Regions from separate parts of the Homo sapiens genome. Here region 2 is linked to region 1. The links are chromatin loops, found by intact Hi-C in ENCODE. Cell type or tissue: GM12878. All regions are shown on one strand. Links, peaks and the distances in the headings refer to the core of each region. The heading gives the core; the rest is flanking DNA.

What was found. Peaks named below come from ENCODE experiments on the same cell type or tissue, not always from the same donor. Only the 100,000 strongest peaks of a DNase experiment are listed, where the experiment ranks them.
Region 2: a loop joins it to region 1, with 2.3 times the contacts of the local background. A loop is called at or near these places in 1 of 110 quality-filtered maps.

Annotation. Positions count from the first base shown.
Region 1 is chr2:214,735,493-214,739,492 of GRCh38, reverse strand. The region is part of intron 9 of BARD1 (BRCA1 associated RING domain 1); the gene reads left to right. Among named protein-coding and RNA genes, the nearest start is that of BARD1, 72 kb to the left of the region's middle. RefSeq lists enhancers at 1,976-2,175, 2,216-2,265. In GM12878, for the core only: no CTCF peak of the experiment used is centred there; a DNase peak (open chromatin) is centred at 2,052; H3K27ac peaks cover 2,052 bases.
Region 2 is chr2:214,992,104-215,000,197 of GRCh38, reverse strand. ABCA12 (ATP binding cassette subfamily A member 12) reads left to right here. Exons shown (of 53, transcript NM_173076.3): 23 at 2,389-2,503. Among named protein-coding and RNA genes, the nearest start is that of ABCA12, 140 kb to the left of the region's middle. In GM12878, for the core only: no CTCF peak of the experiment used is centred there; DNase peaks (open chromatin) are centred at 4,087 and 4,616; H3K4me3 peaks cover 552 bases; H3K27ac peaks cover 2,827 bases.

The DNA of each region.
Region 1 (4,000 bases), core at 1-4,000:
ACTCGACTAAAAAGTCTAAAATATAATCATTTGCAAAACACTTGTTTTGCTTTTACAATCTGGGTGTTGATTTTTAATAGAATCAAAGGAAATTCTTTAATTTTTATTTTACTTACATACTGTTATCTTGAGTGACACACATCCCTAATTTAAACATCTTTAGTTTAGATCTAATGACATACTGTAGTAGAACATTTGTTTTCATATAGAATAGTGATGTTTGATTCTGTATTTTAATTTTTTTTTTTTAGGATATTTTGTATTGACTAAAAGTGGTTAATTCTGATTCCCATAGCTATTTCAGTTACAAATAGCCATTAATTCCAGAATAATAACAACCCTTTTTTCCCCTCCCTCACTCTGTCACACAGGCTGGACTGCAGTGGTGCAATCATAGCTCTTTGCAGCCATGAACTCCTGGGTTCAAGTGATCCTCCTGCTTCAGCCTCCTGAGTAGCTGGAACTACAGGCACTCACCACCATGCCTGGCTAATTTTTTTTTTCTTTTTAGTTGAGGCAGAGATCTCACTTTGTTGCCCAGGCTGTTCTTGAACTCCTTGTTTCAAGCGGTCTTCCTGCTTCACCCTCCCAGAGTGCTAGCATTACAAGTGCGAGCCACCAGGTCTGGCCTAAAAATTCTTTAAAATGTGGATCTGTTTACTACTCTGGGATTTGAAGAGTGAGAAAATTCTAAGTATGGCTTTCCATGCAGAGTTAATAATCGTCTCCTCCTTTGGACATTTAACAGATCTCCATTTTGAAGTTTTCTTCCATCTTCATTGTATTCTCTCATCATTTTTGTATAACTGTGGATTCAGGAACACCCCTCCTTTTTTTAATTTCCTTGCATTTGTGTTATCTTTTTTTATTATAGGAAATGTAAGCTTAATATAAAACCATGACCATCATCAGTGGTCCATGCAGCTAAAACAGAAATATACATCTACTGATGTATATGCTTTTATGAGGTAGGAGGAGAGAGTGGTTATTAGCAATTTAGAATAAAAAAATACCTTCTGTACAGTACAAGTTTCTTTATAGAAAAGTGTTGTAGCCCTGGAATTCATAAGCGTCATTATTATGCAAAAATTCCAGGCTTTGCTAAGGTAGACAGAGCTACCTTAATGACTTTGGGTTAATCAGTACTTTAGAAATGGGGCTGCTTACCTATATGTAAAAAATTAATAAGATCTCAGGAAAAAAGGAAAGCTTACATGAAATGGAGAACATGATCAGGAATACACCTGGGCTAAAAGAATCTCTAGTTGTAATAGCTAAGTAGTTCATCCGTTTGTTTCTGCGAAGTGATAGCTTCAGTCAAAACCTTCAACTATAAAGGAACATATGAAAAGTAACAAAGATGAAATAAAGCATACATTTTATAAGGTTAGTGGCTTGACACATTTTCAAGTATGTATCATTCTGGCATATGCAAAAGTTATGTTTACGTAAACTTACTCATGCAAGGTAATTTTAGTAAGGAAATTATTAGCCAAGAAAGCTAACTAAAATGTGGTCTTATATTTGTATTTTTGCTTTTTTTTTCTTCAAAAGGAAGTAGAAGAGTTCATCTTTCTACTAAACTGATGGAATAATTATGGACTTTATTAACTGTTTATTACAAATATAAAATAGTTTAAATCTTAAAATGTAACTGTGTTTTAAATGGAAAATAGGTTAAGAATTCTTGCTGCAGATTGCTTAACTTTTATTCAGTAAATAAAACCTTAAAATGTTAGTCATTATTTAGGCTTGGGTTAATTAAGTAATGTTTGGCTGGTAGATTCTTCCAGTGCATTGATAATGTATCACCATTTGAATTGCTGAAAGTTTATTTTAAAGCATTTCATTCTTATTTACTTTTCAGTAAATCAACTCAATTGATTTGTCTTAAAAAAAGGTTCAGTAGGAAGTTGATATGAATTTGTAACTGTGGTATTGTCTCCGGAGTAGGTCATCATTCTGAAACTCACAGTTTCAGATAACAAGTTAGACAGTGGCAACCTTAGCATGTCGGATTGAGTAAGCACATTGATCCAACTAAAAATAAAGATGAACAAAAAAACTTGATCTGTGACATGGAGGATATTTCAGTTCTCATCTCAGTTATGTCACTGAGAAAGCCACTTAAATCTCTTGGGACTTAAGTTTCCTTATCTATAAAAGAGGTTGATTAGACAAAGCATCAAAAGTTTCAAATCGGCAGGCTGAGGACTCTGAGGGCTGAAGGAAATACAGTGTCTGGTTTTGTCTAACATAATTAATTTTTATATATTTAGGCATGATGTTTGTTACAGTCTCCATAGCTTCCTACCACCTCACACCAGGTTCTTCACACATTTATGTAATCTACCTGGCTTTTGTAGGCATTTGAGTCGCAATCCTTGAAGTAGTTGTCACTCCCAGCTTTGAAAAAATTCTAGAGATTTTCTATGCTATAACAGCAACTTTAACAAAACACTTTGCCACCCTTCAAATGTAGTTGTAGACCTGGAAACATCCTTTCTTTTCAGGAAAAGAAAAAGAGCTACTTTCATTCTTCCTTAGTTAGTCTTAGGTGACACAGGATTCTGCAAATTGTTGCTTGGAGTAAAAGCATATTAGAGAAATGTATTTGTTTAACTCAATCATTGTAACTAGAGCATTGGATTTGCTTTACTTTACAGAAACTTACTACATAACTCCCATGAAACAGAATATTTAATGAATTAAGACTTACACTGGCTCCTTCTCATGGAAGTACCATGCTGCTCTGTTGGTATCTGCCATCTCATTTTTTTGATGCCATACTTACTGGACTGTAGTATCTATTAAGGTTAAATTCTGTTGATTGACTAATGCCAGCATGTTTTCAGGAGGAATAGATGCCATTTTAATGTGTTTCTTGTAAATAATCAGTCAAATAAACCCATAAAATGGAGAAGCAGCTGGCACAAGCACAGCCTACTTAATTCTGCAATTAGACATTAGCCATTCATTCGATACAGTAGATATCATAAGAATGTTCAGTCCTTGGCTTTCTGTGCCACCATATGCAGTTAAAGATACAATTATGAATACTCTGTAAGTACCATTGGGAAGGAGATTTGGGAAGGGGAATACCTGCTTACGTAATGAGGAAAATAAAAAAATCACATATAAAATAGTGAATTTGAGTTAACCATTTCACTGGATTCCTGATGGTTTTTTATTTGATTTTTAATATAGAAACAATATATGACATAATTCCAGCACACTGGCAGTGCTTCTAGTATGGTATTTTGACCCAGTCAAGAATTTTGAGTCTCATTTTCAATGTATAATAAAATTAATATTTATATTACCTTTATTAGAAAGGTTTTTAATTCAGTGAGTGGTTATTAAAATTTATGCCTTTTTTAGAGTATAATTTTTATTATATGTAAACAATTTTCAAAGCACATTTATGATAATTTAAAATTATAAGATTCGGAAATTCAGCTTAGCAACCTTGGGTGAATATGACTTTCATATTAAAAAAATGGGGGAGAGAGATCTGAGAGCCAAATAAAACACAGATAAAACTAACAAATTAAGATTGACATGATGGGTAATCATAGACGTCCTGAGTGTGAGTGTTGAATTTGAATTTGCATTAATGACCCAATTCAGGAAAGACTCAGCGTCTTGACAAACCTCTGCTTTTGGAGAGATGGAGTATTCAGTTGTTAGTCTTCTGACCTTTTTATAATAAACAACATCTTAGAACACTCAATTTAAGCAGCTTTTAAGCATTTGACATATTCACATCATGCTAAGATAATACCCAAGGTTTATCTTGTGTACCACTAAGTTATATTTCAGTGTGAAATACACAGCCTTTAGAAAACTAAGCAGATTTAGGTTCAAATTCCCATTCTGCCACTTAATGGCTGCATTCAGCTTTAAGCAAGTTGACTTCTTAGCATTTCAGTTCCCTCCCCTGAATTGGAAGTAATAAACAGTAAATCCTCATTGTTTGTGGATTCTGTGTTTGTGAGTT
Region 2 (8,094 bases), core at 1,819-5,818, 260 kb before region 1:
TGTATTATCAGTTCATTTGCTAGGAATCCTCTATATCTAAAATGGTTTTTCTAGATGAATAAAAAAGTAACAATAATGCTTTTAGACAATTCAATTTGAATGTTCGAGAAATCTGCCAGTTGGGTAGCACTGAATGCTTCCTTCACTCTGTAGATGGTTAAAAAATAAGCAGATTATGGTTTTCAAGCTCACCTTCCTATATAAAAGCTTGAGGCTGAATATTACTTTAAAGGAATTGAACATGCTACGCAACCCAGTTATTGCAGTTTATATACAATTCAGATGGTATTGGATTTTTCTTTTCTCTTCTTTTTTCTTTCTTTCAATGCTTCTGTCTCCCTTGGCTACTTCAAGAGTTATAAATGAGATGAGGTAATGTAACCCAGTGCAACAGTAGCATGAGGAAGCAGGTAAGGAGTCCATCAAGTGGACTGTCAAGGTTAGCTGGCTATTGTGGAGGCTGTTGTGGACGGGACTGTGCTGCCCGAACTATGTGTGAACTGCAATGGTTTGCACAAATTATAAAGATCTATGGGGTCAATGAAGTTATAATTCTTATCTAGTTCCCTGCTCATTTGTTCCCCTTATAAATTTTGGTACCTAGGATGGTGGGTACCTGGGTGTGCAGTCTGTATTCTTTATGGGAATATGTTCATTATGCCTTACACACATATACACTGTTGCATATAAAGTGATTTCCCATTAATTATTTCATTTGTTTCACCCAACAACCTCATAATGTAAGTAGGAGCAGGAATTATTGTCCATACTTTCCAGATGAAAAAACTGAAATCCAGAAAGGCTAATTAACTTGCCCAAGATAATATAACTGGTACTACACTAGTCCTCCTGTTTATAAGACCAACATTTCTGCTTTATACTAGACCAAATCTAAAATACACTATCACTTGGAAGAAACATTACAGGGGATTTGTTGTTAATGAATGAAGGCCTTTGCCTAGTTCTAGATCCAGAAATCACTTCAAGGCTGTACCTGAACCAAAACAAAATTCATTCAAGAAGTAGTCTGTAAATGCCTACCCCATGCCATACAGTTTCCCAGGAAACAACAACAAAAAAAATGGAATATGGCCTCAACTCCCACTGCTCCCTCACCAAAAAAACACCTCATCTCTCTGATAATGACACACTTCTGCATGCTAAAGTGATACTGAATGATAGTGATCTCATGCTTCATTAATATTTACATTTTTCTTGGGGTACTTGGAGGTAATTTTTTAGTCTTGTAGATTAAAAAAGGAAATGGCCTTGGGACCTTTCTCCAAGTGAAAGCTTGAGTGGAGCCCAACACATAAACAGAGCAACTTAGAATCTCTCATCGACATCTACTGCTTTTGCCTCAGCTCAAATAAGGGCATCAATTGTCAGAACCATGGCTCCTAAGGTGTGGTCTCTGGACCAGCAGCATCAGTATCACCTGGGAAGTTGTTTAAAAAGCAAATAGATGGTCCCACCCAGATATAATAAATCAGAGGCTGGGGCCCAGAAACTTGTGTTTTAGTAATCTCTTTGGGTGCTTTGAGAACCACTCCAATTTAACTTTCAGGTTTCATGAGCAGGACATTGAGGAATACATCTGGGCTTGAGGATGTCTTCCAGTGATTCTCTAGTTGAGCACATCATCAAAATAGACATTTCTATACCATGTATAAAGCATCTTCCAGAGCATTACTTTGAGGAATCCAAGTTCTTTGTCTGCATTTTAAATCAAATGCTTTGGGCCAGGCACAGTGACTCATGCCTGTAATCCCAGCACTTTGGGAGGCCGAGGCAGGTGGATCACTTGAGGCCAGGAATTCGAGACCAGCCTGGCCAGCATGGTGAAACCCCATCTCTACTAAAAAACAAACAAACAAACAAAAACAAATGAATGCTTTAGATTTTATTTCATTTTTAGAAATTTAGTTTCATAATAACTATGATCTTCCTAAGAGTAGCTATAAATACAGTAATTTTGGAAGATATAGCTTTTAGTTAGGTAAACCAATCATCGTCTCATTTTAAATCTGCCTTTTAGATAAGAATTTAGTTTAGACATAAAGGTTTTGAGCCTTGCAATTATATCTATATAGTAATTATTTTCCCAGACACATACTCAAACACAATTTAAACAATATGGCAATTTTATGTAATAATCCAGAGCTTTTTTTTTTCTTACTCTTGAAACATTACACTAAAAAAATCACAGACCTATGGTTAAATCAGCTTCATGCTTCGTAAATAATGGGGTAATACCGATTATTTTCAATTTCAAAACACGATCATAAGTTCAATGTAAGAGAGAGTGAGTTCTTTATATATTATAATCTCTGCAAGTATGGTGTTCATTTTGGTCGCTGAATTTTTCTTTTTTTGTTTGTTTTACAGCTTCCTAACCAGTGTCTCTTATTCTCTTCCAATTGTGCTTATGGTTGCCTGGGTTGTATTTATAGCTGCCTTTGTAAAAAAGCTTGTCTATGAGAAAGACCTCCGGCTTCATGAGGTATGTTGAAAATCACTTCTTGTTATGAATAAGTCCTGTTCATAGAACAATTACTATGATTTTCATCATGCCTTTATAAACTTCAGAAAGCCTAACTTATCCCTTGTGAATTAAACAGAAAGAAAAACCTTTTACAAATCACAAAAGCAGCTGATAAGGCAATATTTTATTTTCTCAAAAAGTGACATAAAAGTCACTTAATAAGTGCTTTTGAAAAACAACATCTGAATAAAATATGAGTACAATGATAATTCCTGGAGTAATTTTTTGCCCAAGAAATTACCTATAGGACTTAGGATCTAACAGAGGAAGTTTAAATAACAACAATAACAACTGTTCAGGCAGAGAGATTGTTGGCATGGTAACTAAAATAACCCAAATGTAGATATAGATAGAGCTATAAACATAGACATAGACATATGGCATATTTCGGCTCTCACAAAGAAAATTCTCTTTCCAGTATACCTTGTCTCCTTCAATTACCTTCTCCATTTCCCACTGACTCCTGACTTATAGAAACTAAGAATTTCATGTTATGCTACTGATTGGGTTAGTAACCATATCACAATGGAAGACAGAACCAGGAGTGTGATGCATGACCTCTTTCTGGGCACGTTCTTCATCATTAACCCCAAATCCAAAATATCTTACTTCTTTTTAGAATTTATGATAAAGCATTATGTGATTTTTAGATTGTATTTGAGTAGAAATTATTTTATCTACTTATCCCATAATGAGTCCCTTCTTATACTCACTCATGGAGTGGAAACAAAGGTGAAACATTTCAAAACTGGGGCACAATAATTATTGCAAGGCCTGGCTGAATTCTGAAATAATGAGGTTAGAGGAACCCGTCCATCCACTTGTCCTTTTCAGACTTACCTTGCCAATGCTTTTAGACAATTGATCATTTCTCCCTATAAGATACAAGTTGCTGCTACATATTTCTGTTAGTTCAGCATCAGGCTTTCAGGGTTGTCCCCGTATTTGAACTTATATTTTTTACCTCTTCTGTTTGAATTTTGGTTGATCCACACAGCTGCATTTTTATATTTCAGTTATAATTTGGTAAACTTCTCATCAACTAGTTTGAGTCCTGTTGTTTTCAGGACTGTATGCAATGGTTTTCTAATTCCAATTTAGAAACTTGAATCCATGCCTTCAACCGTAATTATGATTGCAAGCCCCTCCCTTCTAGTTATCTTTCAGGTTCCCAGTATTCAGAAGCAAATCATCACAGAGTAAAGAAAATCTTTGAGATAGAAACTGTGACAGAAACAGAGTCCATTTCTACTTCAAAATTAATACCTACCTTTAAAATATTACTTGTGATAGAAACAGTAAATAGAAGCATGTATGCATACAGTATATATACAAATGTATATGCATATAATAAAACTGTGTGTATATAATACACACACATTGTATTATTTCATGTTTGAAGATGATGCTCTCTGAATGCATCTATGTATGTCACCAAAAATTATCAAAGCATAACGAAAAGTCATTTCTCAACTGAAAATGCAAAAGACTTGTTTTTAGCTATGAACCAGTTTCTGTTTGGTAGCTCTGTGTCTCCATTTGGCCTGCGTCTACCTTTGAAATTTAACCACCTTTGTCTTGGGGTCAAAGTCACATGGTGGAAGATCACTGAACTTGTAATCAGAATATCAGGTTTTGTATTCCAATTCTACCAGCCATATACACTCGGGCTCAGTCTCTTAAACCCTTTGAGTCTGATCATCTAGACTTCATTCAACATTTATTTCCAGAATGTAGCTCTCTCTCTCTCTGCCAGAACAGAGGAGCTCAATTATTCATATTTTATCAATTCTAAGACATTGATTTTCCCCCCTTTTTAAAGCCTTGGAAATTGGGATACATTTGATAGGGTGTCACGATTTATTTGGCAGTAATCTTTCTTTCTTGGTGGCATGTAAAATAGTGGCACATCCTCAATGTGTTCTAAATTCAAAGAAATACAGTGTGTTTATGAAATGAATTGATGGAGGTGAGCGTGGAAGGAGTGGGATGTCCCTAGTGCCTCCTGCTCAGCCTCGCTCCACTGCCCACAGTTCTCATCTAAACTCCTCCTTTTTAAAGATGTAAGGTTCAGCTCAGAAAGTGAGAAGTGACTTGCTGAAGACCTTGGAGCTAGTTAATGGTAGATCTGGCAGTAGAACGGAAGTATTTTGACTTCCAACCAATCCTCTTCCAGATCATAGCTACCTTTACCCTTAGAATCTTACTTTAGTAACACAGACTTCTAAGGACATTTGCAGATGATGATAGATAATCTCTTAAGTTACCAGAAACTCAAAGTCACTTTTTAATACTATCTTTTCATATTCTGATAAAGTCTAAAGCTGCCCAAGTCCTACTTCTTTCTCATTCAAATTAAACCAAAAAGGTAAGTAAAATCAATATTCTCCCCTTTTCGTTCTGTAATTATTCTCAGTCCTGGCAAGAAAACCAAGTTAATTGCTATCTCAATGAAGCCACTTATCTTTGACTTTGTTATGGTATGATTCCATGAATCCCTTTCCCTTGTTAAATAAATTAGCACAAATCTAATAAGTTTATTAAAGTAAGCCCATAGTATAAAAAAAGTACTTAAAAAATGCCTTTCGATTGGGTTTTGTTCTGCACTTTGCTTTTAAAAATTAAAATACTGAAGCTATAAAAATCTGATTTTATAACATATACAGAAGAGTATATTTTTTCTCATTATTTTCATGGTTTATGAGTTCGATTCATCTGTTTGATCTAATGTAAGTCATGTATGGGACTTTCAGTGCTTATATTTTGTTGGAGACAGAATTTTGGAGTCATTCTCTCAGTTCAGACAGGTAGCCTAAAATATATGTGGGCCGCAGAGGTGTTACCAAGAATTAAACAAAGATTTTTTTAGTCTCCTAGTACTTCACATTAAACAATTTTTTTGTGCTTTCCTGACATACATTAATCCACCCCACCAGTGGGAATTTGAAATGTTTCCAGTAATGATCACAACATCCTTTATATCATACTAAAAAAAACAATAATATAAATGTCTATTGTCAATAGAATTATAGAAATTGAGGTAGAAAATGTTATTATTCCTTATGAGTTAGTACTTGACATTCTTGCAGAATTGAATGAAGACATTGCTCTCAAGTAAATATATGAGTATTTCTGATTTCTTTTCTTGGCAGTATTTACGTCAACCCCTGTGCATAAGCTTCTCATGAATGTGGCAACACATTTATCCAAACTCTTCTAGAATCTCTTTCTTATTCTCTGCTATAAACTGGGCAGACTTTGGCTACTAGGCAGCGGGGTTTTCTTTGAGCAACAGGTTATCAGATATTGATGAATTGCTCTGGCAGGTTTGGGAGGCTTGATAAAAGTGACTCTCTGATTACAAAGCTGGCACCTGACATCTGTCACTTTGAGGAGGAACTAATGGCATCCAAGAAAGCACATCTAGCCGCTCTCGGTGGGCCCCCTTCCATCAGCAAATTTGGTCTTGTTTATTACAACAAAGTTGGCAGTGAATCTGGATAATTTATGGATGACTTATATGCTCTCACTGGTCTTTCTCTTTATGAATAGCAGCTGTTTTCCTCGTGGCATAAAATCCTGAAGTTTAACACTGAAGTTTCATGCTAGAATGTTAAATAGTGAATGCTTTTGGAAGCACCTAACTCACCCTGTTTCAGGAAAAAGCAAAATGATGAGTCTCTAACTTTTGCAAATTCCTGGGACTGGAATCTGATCTTGAGTATCAAAAATTTCAAAATTACAGTGATTAAACACCTTTAGTCCTGGTGTTCAAGCCTGCCAAATTATCTTTTAACAAGCCTATGAATGAAGAACATTCTCAATATATAAGTGATTTCTAGAAAGCTATCAATTGTCAGGGAAGAAAAACACGTTTATACACATGACATCAGCTTTATTTTGTGGCCTTGATATGGTCTAGATATTTTATAAACCACCTTGGGAAATATATTGACATTGTCTCCTACTTACATACATTACCACTGGGACGAAATATGTTTGTATAGGCTACATAAAACTGTGGTAAATATCAGCTTGGGAAGTAGTAATATAGGTTCCATAACTCCCCACTTAATTATATTCAAATAGGCATAAAAATCTGAAAATACAAATAGTAGGAAAGGGAAATAAAAAGGACTAACATATCATATTGGAACAGGTGAATATCTCTGAAATAGTCGCCAAACATGACACAGTAATTTTTTCAAATGGGGTAGGGTACACGCAAAGAATTGCTGGAATAAGATATCTGAGGTCTTTTTCACACCAAACTGTAGTTTTGTTTTCAATGATAGCATGTGTAGCAATTGGGGAAACTTTCCATAGTGACCTTTGCTTCATGCTACTTTGACCCATATTTTCCATTCCCACGGAAGCATAGGTTGAGTCTTTACTACAAATGGTGACAGGGCCTTGGAGGAGAAAAACATTAGGGAGAGAAGAAGGTGAGAAAGAGGGCAAAGTTAAGAGGGAAAGTCACAGGGTCTTTCTCAGTGGTGATTAGTTTAAAGCCCACAGCTTAGGCTGTTGGCAGCCAGGTAGCTGTTTCCCTGGTAACAACTGGAGCAGCAGAGTTATCGAAATGTGATGTTACCAAAGCAGAAAGTAAAATTCACTATTTTGCTCGTAGAGCAAAAGATCCGATGCATTTGCTATAATTTTTTTTTCCTGGAAAACTTAGGTTTAAGGGGGTGGGGCATTGACTATCCTTGATTTTGAAAAAAGAAAAAATTGGGTTATAAAGCTGTTAGTGGAGATTTATTTATTTATTTATTTATTTATTTTGAGACAGAATTTCACTCTTGTCTCTCAGGCTGGACCTGCAGTGCAGTGGCATGATCTCGGCTCACTGCAACCTCCACCTCCTGGGTTCAGGCTATTCTCCTGTCTCAGCCTCCTGAGTAGCTGAGATTACAGGCACCACCACCATGCCCGGCTAATTTTTGTATTTTTAGTAGAGATGGGGTTTTGCCATGTTGGCCTGGCTGGTGTGGAACTCCTGACCTCAGGTGATCCGCTTGCCTCAGACTCCCAAACAGCTGGGATTACAGGTGTGAGTCACTGTGCCCGGCCAGTTAGTGGAGATTTCCTCTGTTCTTTTTTTTTTCCTAAAAAAAAAAAAAAAAAAAAGGGGGGGGATACTAGGTTGATAGGCTTAACATTAATCATGAATTGTTTTTTTTTTTTTTTCATTTTTTTTTTTTCTTTTTGAGACAGAGTCTTGCTCTGTCGCCCAGGCTGGAGTGCAGTGGTGTGATCTCGGCTCACTGCAAGCTCCGCCTCCCAGGTTCACGCCATTCTCCTGCCTCAGCCTCCTGAGTAGCTGGGGCTACGGGGGCCCGCCACCACTCCTGGCTAATTTTTCTGTATTTTAAGTAGAAACGGGGTTTCATTGTGTTAGCCAGGATGGTCTCTGTCTCCTGACCTCGTGATCTGCCCGTCTTGGCCTCCCAAAGTGCTGGGATTACAGGCGTGAGCCACCGTGATCGGCCCTCATTAATCATGAATTGTTAAAATTAGAAACCAGGATATCCAGGTTTCCCCAAAGT